Linked DNA regions of Homo sapiens: region 2 is linked to region 1. Evidence: read pairs that join two places in POLR2A ChIA-PET (ENCODE). Cell type or tissue: OCI-LY7. All regions are shown on one strand. Links, peaks and the distances in the headings refer to the core of each region. The heading gives the core; the rest is flanking DNA.

Region 1 (6,254 bases), core at 1,169-5,168:
CTGCAGACTGAGCTTATCTGCATACCCAGAGTTTTGACTTCCACACGGTTTTGGCTTGCCATGTGCCACTTCAACACCCATGCTCTGTGACCCTTTCCCTGGCTCCAGCTCCTTGGTTGCTTTCTTGTCTTTCAGTGACCCAATTACAAATTCCCAGGAGGAACCCTGCTGCCTGGCTTGGCTCTGGGGCAGTCTGATCTGGCTGAAGACAGGATGCAAGTCACTGGTTATACTGAGCAGAAGTTTTCAGCACAGTAGGCGCCCCAAAGCTTGCCACTTGACCCTTGAGAGCTTCTCGCTGTCCTTTCCGTAAGACGAGGAGGTTGCAGTGGGTCTCCTTCTTGTATTCAGTACCTCCCTCATGGTGTGTATTAACCTACCTGCTGCTGTTTGTCTTCCCTCCAGGAAGCAATGCCTGTGTGCCCAGGCCATGCAGCCTGCTGTGCCTGCCCAAGGCCAACAACAGTAGAAGCTGCAGGTGTCCAGAGGATGTGTCCAGCAGTGTGCTTCCATCAGGGGACCTGATGTGTGACTGCCCTCAGGGCTATCAGCTCAAGAACAATACCTGTGTCAAACAAGGTACTTCCCTTTTTCTTTTTTGCCTGTCATCCTCCTTCCTTTGTTTCCTGCTCCCCGCCAGGGGAGGGAGGGATAGCTCTCTGTTTCCTAACCTTTTCGTGTTATTGGAAAAAGTCCAAGGTAAAAATCAAACCTACCAGATACTCATAAGAATACTGGTTTGGGTTCTAAGTCCTGGTAAGGGTCAAAGAGGCCCTTCAGTCCTCACTCAGAACAGGCCTATGCTGTACCTTTCTAAGTAGTAGCTGTGGTTTTTGGTTTCATGTCAGATGGCACAGGCTTTCTTCAGGGTCTCCCTTTTTATTCTTTTGCTTCTTCCTCTCCTCACCCATCCCTCACATCCAGGTTTCTTACCTGCTCCTGTTTTGCATAAGTTGGACCAACCTGATTGGGAAAAATAACCAGTGTGACTCCTTCCGCGTTTACTCTCACCTAACGGTTGTCCATCCTCTCACCGTAGCCTAGCCCAGTGTGTCCTGAACTTTCAGACCAATGTTTGCAAAGCACTTTGAGTCTAGACCTTATGCCATGACCAAGCAGCAAGAGCAGCCTTACACCCACTCCCCCTCTGAATTTGAATATAGAGATTTAACATTTCTTTCCTCCGAAATTTAAAAAGTTTTTCCTTCCTGTGTAATTTTTACTGTCACCACTTCCCCCGCCTCCAGCATCACGTTTCTGTGAGTGAGGTGAACCCCTGCAAGGGCACCTTGCCATGAAGTGCATGGATTGATGGCCAGAATTTCTGCTTTTCCTTATCTGTGATTCTATTTGCCTTTTTTTTTATATATATTTTAAAGAGACAAGAAAGAGACAGGGTCTTGCTGTATTGCCCAGGCTGGCACATTCACGGCTCACTGCAGCTTCAACTCAAACTCCTGGGCTCAAGGGATCCTCCTGTCTCAGCTTCCCATGAAGCTAGGACTACAGGCACGAGCCCAGCTAATTTCTTTTATAGGGACGAGGTCTCACTTTGTTGCCCAGTCTGGTCTTGAACATCTGGGCTCAAGGGATCCTCCCTCCTCTGCCTCCCAAGGAGCTGGGATCACAGGCATGAGCCACTGTGCCTACTCTATTTGCTTTGTAATCCTAACCCTGCTTCTCACAGCGGCCCAAGTCCAAGGCAGTGAAACACACAATACAAGCCTTTTAGTCAATCTTCCTTAAGAAATATAAACAGAAAAAAGATGAGCCTTTCTTTCTTAGAAACAAGAGACTTTCTTTCAGGCTATGGATACAATCTTAAAACTGTTTGGAAAGAAATAGAATCAACACTAAATTCCAAGAGAAGGGGAAGAAAGCTACTCCATATTTCCCATTAGAATGCCTTTGATTATCCAAATATGAGACCAATCATCGCATGTCCTTGATGCAGTTTGCCAAACTATACATTTTTTTTCTGTAAGGAATTTTAATTGCTTGCTTTAAAGTAGTCATGGGGCAGAAAAATTTCTCAGAGTATTGAGAAAATCTTCATAACTCATTTGCTTGATAGATAGAATATATATGGATATATATAACTATGTATATAAAAACATACCTATAGATATATTGAATCTGTATGTTTTAATTCTGTGTAGACACAGTCCATTAAGGAGTTCTGTGTGTAATTAGTATTTTATAATGTTGATGTACTGTATTCACTACCCAATAGACTCAACTGGTATTGTGGTTATCCTTCTTAAAGCATTGTATCTGCTTCTAAATATTTCTTCCAGCCTCCTCCTCTCTTTTGATTTTAACTAAAAGAGGAAAGCAAGAGGCTAGTATGGGACATTTCCTTCCCTGTAGACACGTGTGCTTGGCATTCCTCCTCCCCCTTTACCATCATGTTACTTGTTGTGGGAAGTCCGGGACCCCGAACGGAGGGACCAGCTGAAGCCATGGCAGAAGAACGTGGATTGTGAAGATTTTATGGACATTTATTAGTTCCCCAAATTAATACTTTTATAATTTCTTATGCCTGTCTTTACTGCAGTCTCTGAACATAAATTGTGAAGATTTCACGGACACTTATCACTTCCCCAATCAATACCCTTGTGATTTCCTATGCCTGTCTTTACTTTAATCTCTTAATCCCGTCATCTTCGTAAGCTGAGGAGGATGTATGTCGCCTCAGGACCCTGTGATGATTGCATTAACTGCACAAATTGTAGAGCATGTGTGTTTGAACAATATGAAATCTGGGCACCTTGAAAAAAGAACAGGATAACAGCAATGTTCAGGGAACAAGACAGATAACCTTAAACTCTGACTGCCGGTGAGCCGGGCGGAACAGAGCCACATTTCTCTTCTTTCAAAAGGAAATGGGAGAAATATCGCTGAATTCTTTTTCCCAGCAAGGAACATCCCTGAGAAAGAGAATGCGTCCCTGAGGGTAGGCTTCTAAAATGGCCGCTTCGAGGGGCGGCCATCTTTTATGGTCGAAGCTGTAGGGATGAAATAAACCCCAGTCTCCTGTAGTGCTCCTAGGCTTATTAGGATGAGGAAATTCCTGCCTAATAAATTTTGGTCAGACTGGTTGTCTGCTCTCAAACTCTGTCTCCTGATAAGATGTTATCAGTGACAATGCGTGCCCAAAACTTCATTAGCAATTTTAATTTCGCCCCGTCCTGTGGTCCTGTGATCTTGCCCTGCCTCCATTTGCCTTGTGATATTCTATTACCTTGTGAAGCACATGATCTCTGTGACCCACACCTTATTCGTACACTCCCTCCCCTTTTGAAATCACTAATAAAAACTTGGTGGTTTTACGGCTCAGGGGGCATCACGGAACCTGCCGACATGTGATGTCTCCCCAGACACCCAGCTTTAAAATTTCTCTCTTTTTTTACGCTGTCCCTTTATTTCTCAGACCGGCCGACACTTAGGGAAAATAGAAAAGAACCTATGTGAAATATCGGGGGTGAATTTCACCCGATATCTGGCTGAATTTCCCCCGATAGTTACTAAAGGGAGGGAAACTCAAAAGAGAAAGACCTGTGGTCCAGCAGTAAGAATAATATTGGTTTCATTTCCTCCCCTGCCGCACTCTGATGGGTAGAGAACACCTGTCTTCGCAACCAGTATCGCTGCAGCAACGGGAACTGTATCAACAGCATTTGGTGGTGTGACTTTGACAACGACTGTGGAGACATGAGCGATGAGAGAAACTGCCGTGAGTCTTCTGGATTGGACGTTAAGCACTTACCATTACTCAGAAGCCTGGTTGGCTCTTCCCAGGCTGAGGGCCTAAGGTCTAGGGCGAGGGCCACCCATGATTGGTGATGCCCATCTAAGTTGATGGGGCTTAGATGACAGAGAAAACATATTTCCATACACAGGTAGATATTAGATATATAGGATTAATATTATATACATAATATTTTTTTAACCACCCCAGAAGTACCACTCGTTACAAGAGATTTATAAATAAACGTCACATGGCTGAAACTGAATTGATTTGGCAATCTGGGCTCTAATCTTGGCTGTGGCTCTGTAATAAAGCTGGTGACTTGGGGCGAGTAAACAGGTGATATTCTTTGATTTGGAAATTCAATATTCAGCCTTTTTAGGGATGGGAAATGAGTATTTACTCCAGTTGGTTGATGTTGGCTACCTACCAGGCTCAAGAGAGATTGTTTTCATTGGTTAGTAATGCATAGCTTGGCCTACAGTGTGGGGCCATTGGTGTACATGCCATGTAAGTGTCATCTTTAGGCTGTATAATTTTTAAGATCTGACTTCTAAAGTATAAGACTGTGGTTAGCAGAAGTTAAAACCAAACAACCACAAATAACAGATAGTTTATTAACCATGAATTTTCACTATCTTTTCTTCACTTAATTTTTAATAGCTTCGACATTATCTTATAAGGAGATGATTTGCCCTTTTGTCAGTCATGCACTCACTCAACAAGCAGTTGCTATACACCCTGTGTTCCAGGCTCTGTGCTGGGCCTGCATATATATTGCCGATCAAGGCAGAAACGGAGTTCACAGTCTGAAGTAGGAGTCAGAAAAATAGGCAGTTACAGTAGAGTGACGGGCACTGCGATGCGGAAGTGTCATATGCATGTAGGATGGGCACCCAAAGCAAACTTGGGCAGGCCCTAGCAAAGAGCTCTGGAGAGTGTCTGGGGTGAACCAAGCAGAGGTGGAGGGAATCAATTCACAGGCAAGGGAGCAGCATGTGGGGAAGCTGGCATGGCCAGGAAACTGGTTTGAGTTATGGAGAATGGGCATGGGCACAGGGGCCAAGGTGAAGTTAGATGAGTGGGCAGCGCCCAGGACAGCAAGGGCTTTGTGGACTTTATCGGAGAAGCAGTTGGGAACCACTGATGTCATGTGATGAAAGTTCATCTTTGGAAGGATAAGTAGTGGGCAGAATGCGTTTGATGGAGAGAGACCAGAAGCAGGAACCAAGTCAGAGGCTTCTCTTTTATATATTTTACCTTTGGCAACCCAGGGGCTCATTTACCCATTTGTACTGTAAGAACAGATTAATGGGAAGCTCTAGATACTCATTTAGCCAGTCATCCGTGGGGCCTGTGCCCGGCTCCCCTGCCACTTCACCCAGAAAGCAACTTGTGAAATATCCAGCTCATTAAACACATCTGGGCCCTGCAATCCTATAGACTCCCCCTTTTGGCTGATAGAGGGTTATTTACAAAGCCTTTCCTTAATCGTTTTCCCTTGGATTCAGAGGGTGCCTTTCACACCGAGGGAGTAGAGCTTATTTGCTGAATGGCAGATTTGGGAAAGCACTAGCCTCTCTGTGTCTTTTCTGCAAAAAATAAGGCCTATAAAGCCTCCTTTATCAGAGTTGCAGGAAGGTGTGATATTTGTGGGGGAATAGCCAAAGCTCTTTAAAAACATTAATGCTTATTAACAGCATTGAAGCAGATAATGGAAAGGAGTTTATTACATATCTGGGTGGGATAGAAGATGCTTCTTAGAATTAACAAGTTACAAGGAAATTGCCCAGACATAATTAGGCACAGTGGAAGCAGGGAGATACAAACCAGATGACCTCATATCCAAGAGTGAGGGACACAGGTGGCAGAGCATTCCTCCTTGTGCCCTTGGGCTTGGTTTCTACTAAATGGACAAGCTGAATCTTGTATTGGCTCCGAGTTTTGAGAGGAATGAAGACCTGCATCTTTTGGGAGGCACCTGCTGCCTCCAATGGCTTCCTCCCACCCAGCCCCTGAGCTCTGTTGCAGACTGCACAGTTGTGCATGAAGGATGGAGCTGGCCCTGCCCTCCTCCCAGCTTGGCGTGAATGTCAGCTGGGATTCACTTTCCAGAGACCCCGAGACCTACTTTCTGCTCCGTCGTCTCCCTGTTTCACCTGGCTCAGGTCTACACATGTCAGATGGAGCTGAGGCGTGGAGAGGAGGAACCAGAAGGATTTAAAACTCAGAGACTGGGAGTCAAGAGAGAGGGGCTTATCTGTGCCTGCATGTGTGTCTCCCTCATCAAGGAGGTTGCGTGTGGAGGAGAGAGGTTCCCTGTTTCTAAGCAGGGCTGCAGGAGCTGGACCGCAGTGACTGAGTACTGCCATGTGGGGAGTTAAGTGAGGCACCCTGCCAGCTGCCAGGGAGCAGTGGAGGAGGGGGGACACCGGGATGCAGGAGGGTGTTGTCAGTGGGTTTCCCTCCCTCTTACACAGATTCCTCTAGCTGGGTGACTGTC
Region 2 (6,254 bases), core at 1,445-5,444, 170 kb before region 1:
CTCATCTGAAAATATTTAATATAATTGCATCTACAAAGTCCCTTTTCCATGTAAAGTAACATATTTGCAGCTTCCAGGGTTTAGGACACGAGCATTTGGGGGTGGGGGGCGCTTTTCAGCCTACTTCGGCTATCAAGATAAAAACTCAATTTCCCAGCCTCACTTGCAGCTGCGTTTAGAACACATGACCAAGCCCTGGCAATGGATATGAGCCAAAGGGAAGTGTTGTCCTTCTAAGTCTTGCTCTTCGAGGAAAGTACCTGCTATTTGCTGAAACATGAATGAGTGAGCCCTTTGGACTTGGCAGATGAGGCCAGTACCTGGGTGTGGCCCAGCCACAAGGGCCTACGCCCCTGCAGATTTCTTGGAGCAAGGCCACCATAGCAGCTTGGACTTTTACATGATAAAAAGACAAACTTCTGTCTTGTTTAAGATACGTAGACAGAATTATATCCTGCTTAATACATTACTCAGGGAAGACCAGGGAACTGTAATTGACAGAATGTTTTGGGACTTCAACAGTGTTTATTAAAATCTCTTATAGGTATCCTTGTGCTCAAGATAGAGAAAGATGAGTTAAAGCCAAGAATAATTAGGTGGGTTTATAACTGCTTGAGTGACCATAAGGGTGCAGAGTAATGTGTTGGTTTTAATCTCTACAGAGAGGTTTTAATATTATGGCCCTGTTATAATCCATGCTCCGGACAGGTCAAATCACAGCTGAAATACTTAATTTTCTTCCAAGGGCCTCATCTGAAGAAGGCTACAGACATAGATGAGCATGCCAGGGATAGCAATGAAATGATGAGGGGACTGGAAAACATGTCATATAAAGACATGTCAATATAGATACGAGAAGGAATTCAGATATTTAGAAAGCATTTATTAGGTGTAAGTTACAATGCTATGTGAGAAAGGGTAGAATACATGAGGACGCATTTCCTTGCCCTCCTAAGAGATAAGGAGCATTTATATAAATGTATGTGGATATATACAAGGTAACTCACCAGACTTAGCTTGCAGTCGTTTATTAAGGATCTATCTGTGGACCAGGCATGGTGGAGCATGCCTGTTGTTCCAGCTACACGGGAGGATTGTTCCAGCCCAGGAGTTCGAGGCCAGCCTGGGCAACATAGCGAGATGCCCTATCTCTTAAAAAAAAAAAAAAAAAAGGAATCTGTTTGTGGGGGTTTTCTTGTTTTGTTTCTATTTTGTTTATGTTGTGTTTCTCTAGAAAAAAAGTCCCTTTGTCCATCCCTAGGGGATGATGACAATTCAGAAAGATTGGAAACATTGTTTTACTCTGGCAAGAGATCTGATTGAGTTTCTAGGAATTGTGGGGGCTAACAAGTATTAGGGTGTTGCCAAGGATTTACAAACTTTCTAGCCCACCATCAACCATCAAGCTCATTTAGAGATCCATCAAGCCCTTTTATGGCTAAAAAAACAAAGAAACAAAAAAAAGTTAATGAGAAGAATAAGGGCTTTTGAGAGTGCGGCCAAAAAAGGGAATGGGTAGGAAACCAAGAAGCAGATAGGAAAAAAGGACCCTGAGTCTGAGGGTGTCTATTCCTGAGAGCTGGACTCTGGTTGAACCATGGCTCTGTAAGTGCCAGGGGCAGCAGACCCCAAGAAGAAGCATGGTGTGGGGGTGATACATGAGTGTGCTGTGCCTGTCCAGAAACTGTGGGTTCCAGCACCTAGGGCTTTAGAGCCATTCACCAGGCACGAGTGGGCTGCTGGCCCTGTCTGTGCTTCAAGCACTCATCTCCAGACACTCTGGCCACAATTCCCCAGGACCTTCTTGCACACTTGTGGGCCACCATAACTGTGCTTGGTGCTGGCGTAGGATGTGCGCGTGTACTCTGAGCTAGGGATAAAAGGGAGTAAGTATCCCCCTTACCCAAATGATTATAGCTCAGGATAACTTGGGCTTCCCAGCTGCATGGGCATTTGCACTGGCCTTGAAAGCTGCCGCAATTTAGATAAGCATGAGATCTCCACACACACACACACAAAAAACTTGAACAAGTTTTCCTTTATGTTCAAGTTTCCCTTTATGGTTTCTTCTCCCCTTATGTCTGGTTTCTTTTTCTTTCCATGTCCAATTCTCAGGAAAGTTCAAAACAGTTTCCATTTCATGCAGTGGTTAAACAGCAACTTCCTTTGTCCTGCAGTCCTTCCTGTGTCCCCTCTGATCCTGACCGCAAAACCACCTGCATTTCTCTCCCTGCCTGAGAAGTCCTTGGTCTTTTGCCTGCCTCCTGGCTATTGTTTCTCCCTTCCATGGTGGGGCAGGGCGGCAGCCTGCATGAAAGATGGGTACAAACAATGCTGTACACCAATCTGGTTTCAAATAAATACCACTTCGAGACCATCGAAAAGTAGTTCACAGGTAGGAAGACTTCTTGGTTCCCAGCTCATGGAGGTGTTCGCTTGTTTACTTGATAGAACTCTGGGGACAGATGACAAAATGGAACATGATCTCTGATTGGCAATGGCTACTCAGAGGCCCCTGTCAGAAATCTGGGCTAAGTTTGCAAGTTGTAGAGGAGCGAGAGTGCACCAAGAGTTAGAAAAATTATCACTCCTTCAATAAAAAAAAAAAAAAGCTCAAATGTTCTTGATGACATCTTTCCTGTCTACAAGTTTTATACTGAATCCTGCTGGTGTTCCACATACACAACTTAATATCTCCCATTGATTGGCTGCTTGCTGTGTTTCAAAGCTTTACATACAACACATGAGGTGGACAGAATCTCTGTTTCACAGAAGGGGAAACTGCAGCTCAGAGCCCTTCAGTAATCTGTGCAGTGTCATTTGGGTTAAGGTGGGAGGCTGGGATTTGAACCCAGATTTGTCTGGTTTCAAAGCGTGTGTTCTTTCCTCAATACTTCGCTAGTAACGTGGTAACAGCAGCAAAAAGAACGTGATCTAAAAAGGAGTTACTTCGAATTTTCCACATTATCCAATGCATTATTGTCCGTATAACCATTTTGCCCCCTTTCACCACTCCATACTGGAATGCTTGGGAGAGCTTTTACCCCAGGCAGCTGGTCCTGGCCCATTTACATGCACACCTAGACAGCTGCAGAGATCCCAAGGGCACACATGTAACTTCCTGTGTCTGGTACTTTGTGCAAAACCCTACCCCTCCCACACAAACTCTGGTAACCTTGGTTTGACAAAGGAGAGTCCATTTAGGGGACAATTGTCAGTGTTCTTCTGAAGAATTGCTCTCCTCCTTAGGGGCAGGAGGGCAAGTACAGATTGCTGTGAACACCTCAATCTTTTCCTGGCCACGTGGAGTATTTGTATACCCAGCACAGGGCAACAAAGGAGTGAAGAGTCCCAGGTCTCATGTAAACTCCTATGTTCTTTTTCTCAAAATGGAGAATTGGGCTTACCATTCAATCCACTGTCTTGTACGCATGACAGAAACCAAGTACATATTTGCGGAATGAGGGAATATTAACTAGGCACCCACAGCACGTGGTGTAAGAGAGCATTCAGGCTGTCTTACAACCTGAGCCAAAATCCAAAGCACCAAAATAGGATGGGTAGCTAAAAAATTGGATCATTGAGGGAGCTGGTTACTTTGTAGCATCATTACAATACTGATGTAATTCTAACCTTCCTTGCTGCAATGGTTCACTTGGGTGCCAAATAAAGAGTCTGTATTGGGTGATTATTAAGGATTCTTTCGCCTGAATTTTATAATAAGTGGAGAAATAAATAGCGTAAATAAAAAGTGTAAATAAGAAAATAGAAATAAAAAGTGTAAATAAAAAATAGGAATAAAAGGTGTAAATAAGTGTAGAAATAAATGCCAATTTTTTAGGAGAAGTAAATGACAAATTTTCTCACCAAGGAAAGTTTTTATTTCCCCCTGAACTAAAGCAGTTTAGGGAATTCGATCTGAACTTCTCATTTGAATTCCTGAATTTTTTTTAAGGCAAACTAGAATAAATATGATTTTAAAACCAAGAAGAAAAATTAAGTCATTTCACAAAATTAGAGCCTTATCATGAGTGACAGATTAATAATGAAACTTCCAAGAGTGCTGAATAAATTGCATTAACTTTGTCACTTCATAACAATAGGACACCAAAGGGGTGATTAAATTTATCTCCCTGACACAAGCGATAACTCCATACCAAAGGTAGTGTTAAATTGTATAGAAAATGGCTTCCTCCCCCTTCCTGTATTAAGATGTTAGGTAATGACACATAAAAGTGATTAATAGATTCCTAAACTGGGGCTTATTGAGCAGCTCAAACTAAACTGAATTTCTTTTTTAAATTAATGTTTATTTTTACAAAGTAATAAATGCACATAGCAAAAAGAGAAAAAAAAGTGAAATGGTAGCAAAAGGACAGACGGAAAATCAGCTGTCCCCTGCCTGCATGCCTTCTGTCCCCAGCCCACTCCCCAGACCTCTTACTTTCCATTTTTAAGCTATTTCTTCTGGTGTTTATTTCTGTACTTGTAAATAATTTGCTTATACAAATTATATCTTGGTGCATCAATTTTAGATATCTATTCGTCTTTCTATTTTGGAAGATGAGAATTTCATGCTCTTATCTCATTTCATCTTTCATTATTATTCATCTCAGCTTTTGCTAATTTGTACTCAGTACTTTACTATTATAGCTGTATAAATGACATTCATTACTATTCATTAATAGTAGTATACTAGTGGTACACTATCAGTGAATTAAGAGTAGGATACTTTTAATTAAGTAGTATAGCTAATAGTATTAGCAGTAGTAGTATTAAGTAGGATACTCTTAAGGAAACTAAAAAGAGTAGTACACTATTATTGTTTCCTTTGTTGTATAACTTTTTGTCTTTCCTAGAGTTGATCATTATTTTGGTTCTTTAAAATGTTCTTACTTCTTTAAATATATGCTCTAAGTTATAGGTAATAGATTAGGTCATAAAACCCTATTGACATCCTAGAACCTTAAGTTAAAAGTAGTAAGGTAAAAAGTAATACACCTGGACACAGTGGTGCACGCCTGTAGTCCCCGGTACTCAAAGAGGTGGAGATGAGAAGATTGCTTGAACCCAATTGTATGAGACTGACCTGGGCAACATTAGTAAAACCCCATCTCCTAAAAAGTAGTAGGGATAACTGTGCACATGCTGCCTTTAACCTTATAAAATGAATTGCATAAATACCAGCTGGAGTCCTAACTTGAACTAGGTGTGAGAGAGAGAGCTGTTCTTTCACTGATCTCAAACTCCACATGGGTGAATAGTATAATTCAAGCATTAACACAGAATCTTAGGTTACATTAATTTAGGAACTCTCTCTGGAACAGAAAAGATGATAGTCCTATTTTACTCATGTTGCCTAATGCACCATATTCTGGTTCCACGTTTTAAGAAAGGCAGAACAAATCAGAGTTTAAAGAATACATCAGGCCGGGTGCAGTGAATCACATCTGTAATCCCAGCACTTTGGGAGGCCGAGACAGGAGGATTGCTTGAGATCAGGAGTTCAAGACCAGCCTAGGCAACATGGCAAGACCCCATCTCTACAAAAAATACAAAAATTAGCTGGACATGGTGGTGTGTGTGCCTGTAGTCCCAACTACTCAGGAAGCTGAGGTGGGAGGATGGCCTCAGCTTGGGAGGCAGAGGCTGCAGTTAGCCGAGATCGCGCCACTGCATGCCAGCTTGGGCAAGAGAGTGACAGCCAGTTTCAAAAAATAAAAATAAAAGACAATAACAAAAATAAAAATAAAATTTTAAAAATATATCAGCCTTTAATCCCAGCAATTTGGGAGGCCGAGGTGGGTAGATCACGGGGTCAGGAGATTGAGACCATCCTGGCTAACATGGTGAAACCCCTGTCTCTACGAAAAATACAAAAAAAGAAAAAAAAAATAGCCAGGTGTGGTGGCATGTGCCTGTAATCCCAGCTACTCAGGAGGCTGAGGCAGGAGAATTGCTTGAACCTGGGAGGCAGAGGGTGCAGTGAGCTGAGATTGCGCCATTGCACTCCAGCCTCGGCAATAAAGCAAGACTCCATCTCAAAAAATAAATAAATAAAAAAAAATAAAATATATCAGCCTGGATCATGAGAGTCTGAAAAACATGTCATATGATAAGTAATTGAAGGAAATTGAAATGTCTAGCCTGGAAAAGTCTTAGGGGGAACTTAAAATTGTCTTCAAATATTTCAAGGGCTATCATGTAGAAATTGAAGTAGATTTATGCTGTTTGAAAGTGCTGGTGTAGGGTCA

The links. Peaks named below come from ENCODE experiments on the same cell type or tissue, not always from the same donor. Only the 100,000 strongest peaks of a DNase experiment are listed, where the experiment ranks them.
Region 2: POLR2A ChIA-PET joins it to region 1 with 7 read pairs; 3 of 35 experiments call an interaction of 5 or more read pairs at or near these places.

Annotation. Positions count from the first base shown.
Region 1 is chr11:121,566,535-121,572,788 of GRCh38, forward strand. It overlaps SORL1 (sortilin related receptor 1), which reads left to right. Exons shown (of 48, transcript NM_003105.6): 22 at 406-579; 23 at 3,623-3,736. Among named protein-coding and RNA genes, the nearest start is that of SORL1-AS1, 120 kb to the left of the region's middle. RefSeq lists enhancers at 3,420-3,469, 3,580-3,749, 4,210-4,711, 4,712-5,211. In OCI-LY7, for the core only: no CTCF peak of the experiment used is centred there; DNase peaks (open chromatin) are centred at 3,327 and 3,647; H3K4me3 peaks cover 1,606 bases; H3K27ac peaks cover 4,000 bases.
Region 2 is chr11:121,391,862-121,398,115 of GRCh38, forward strand. No RefSeq gene overlaps it. Among named protein-coding and RNA genes, the nearest start is that of SORL1, 57 kb to the right of the region's middle. In OCI-LY7, for the core only: no CTCF peak of the experiment used is centred there; DNase peaks (open chromatin) are centred at 2,207 and 3,120; H3K4me3 peaks cover 683 bases; H3K27ac peaks cover 2,273 bases.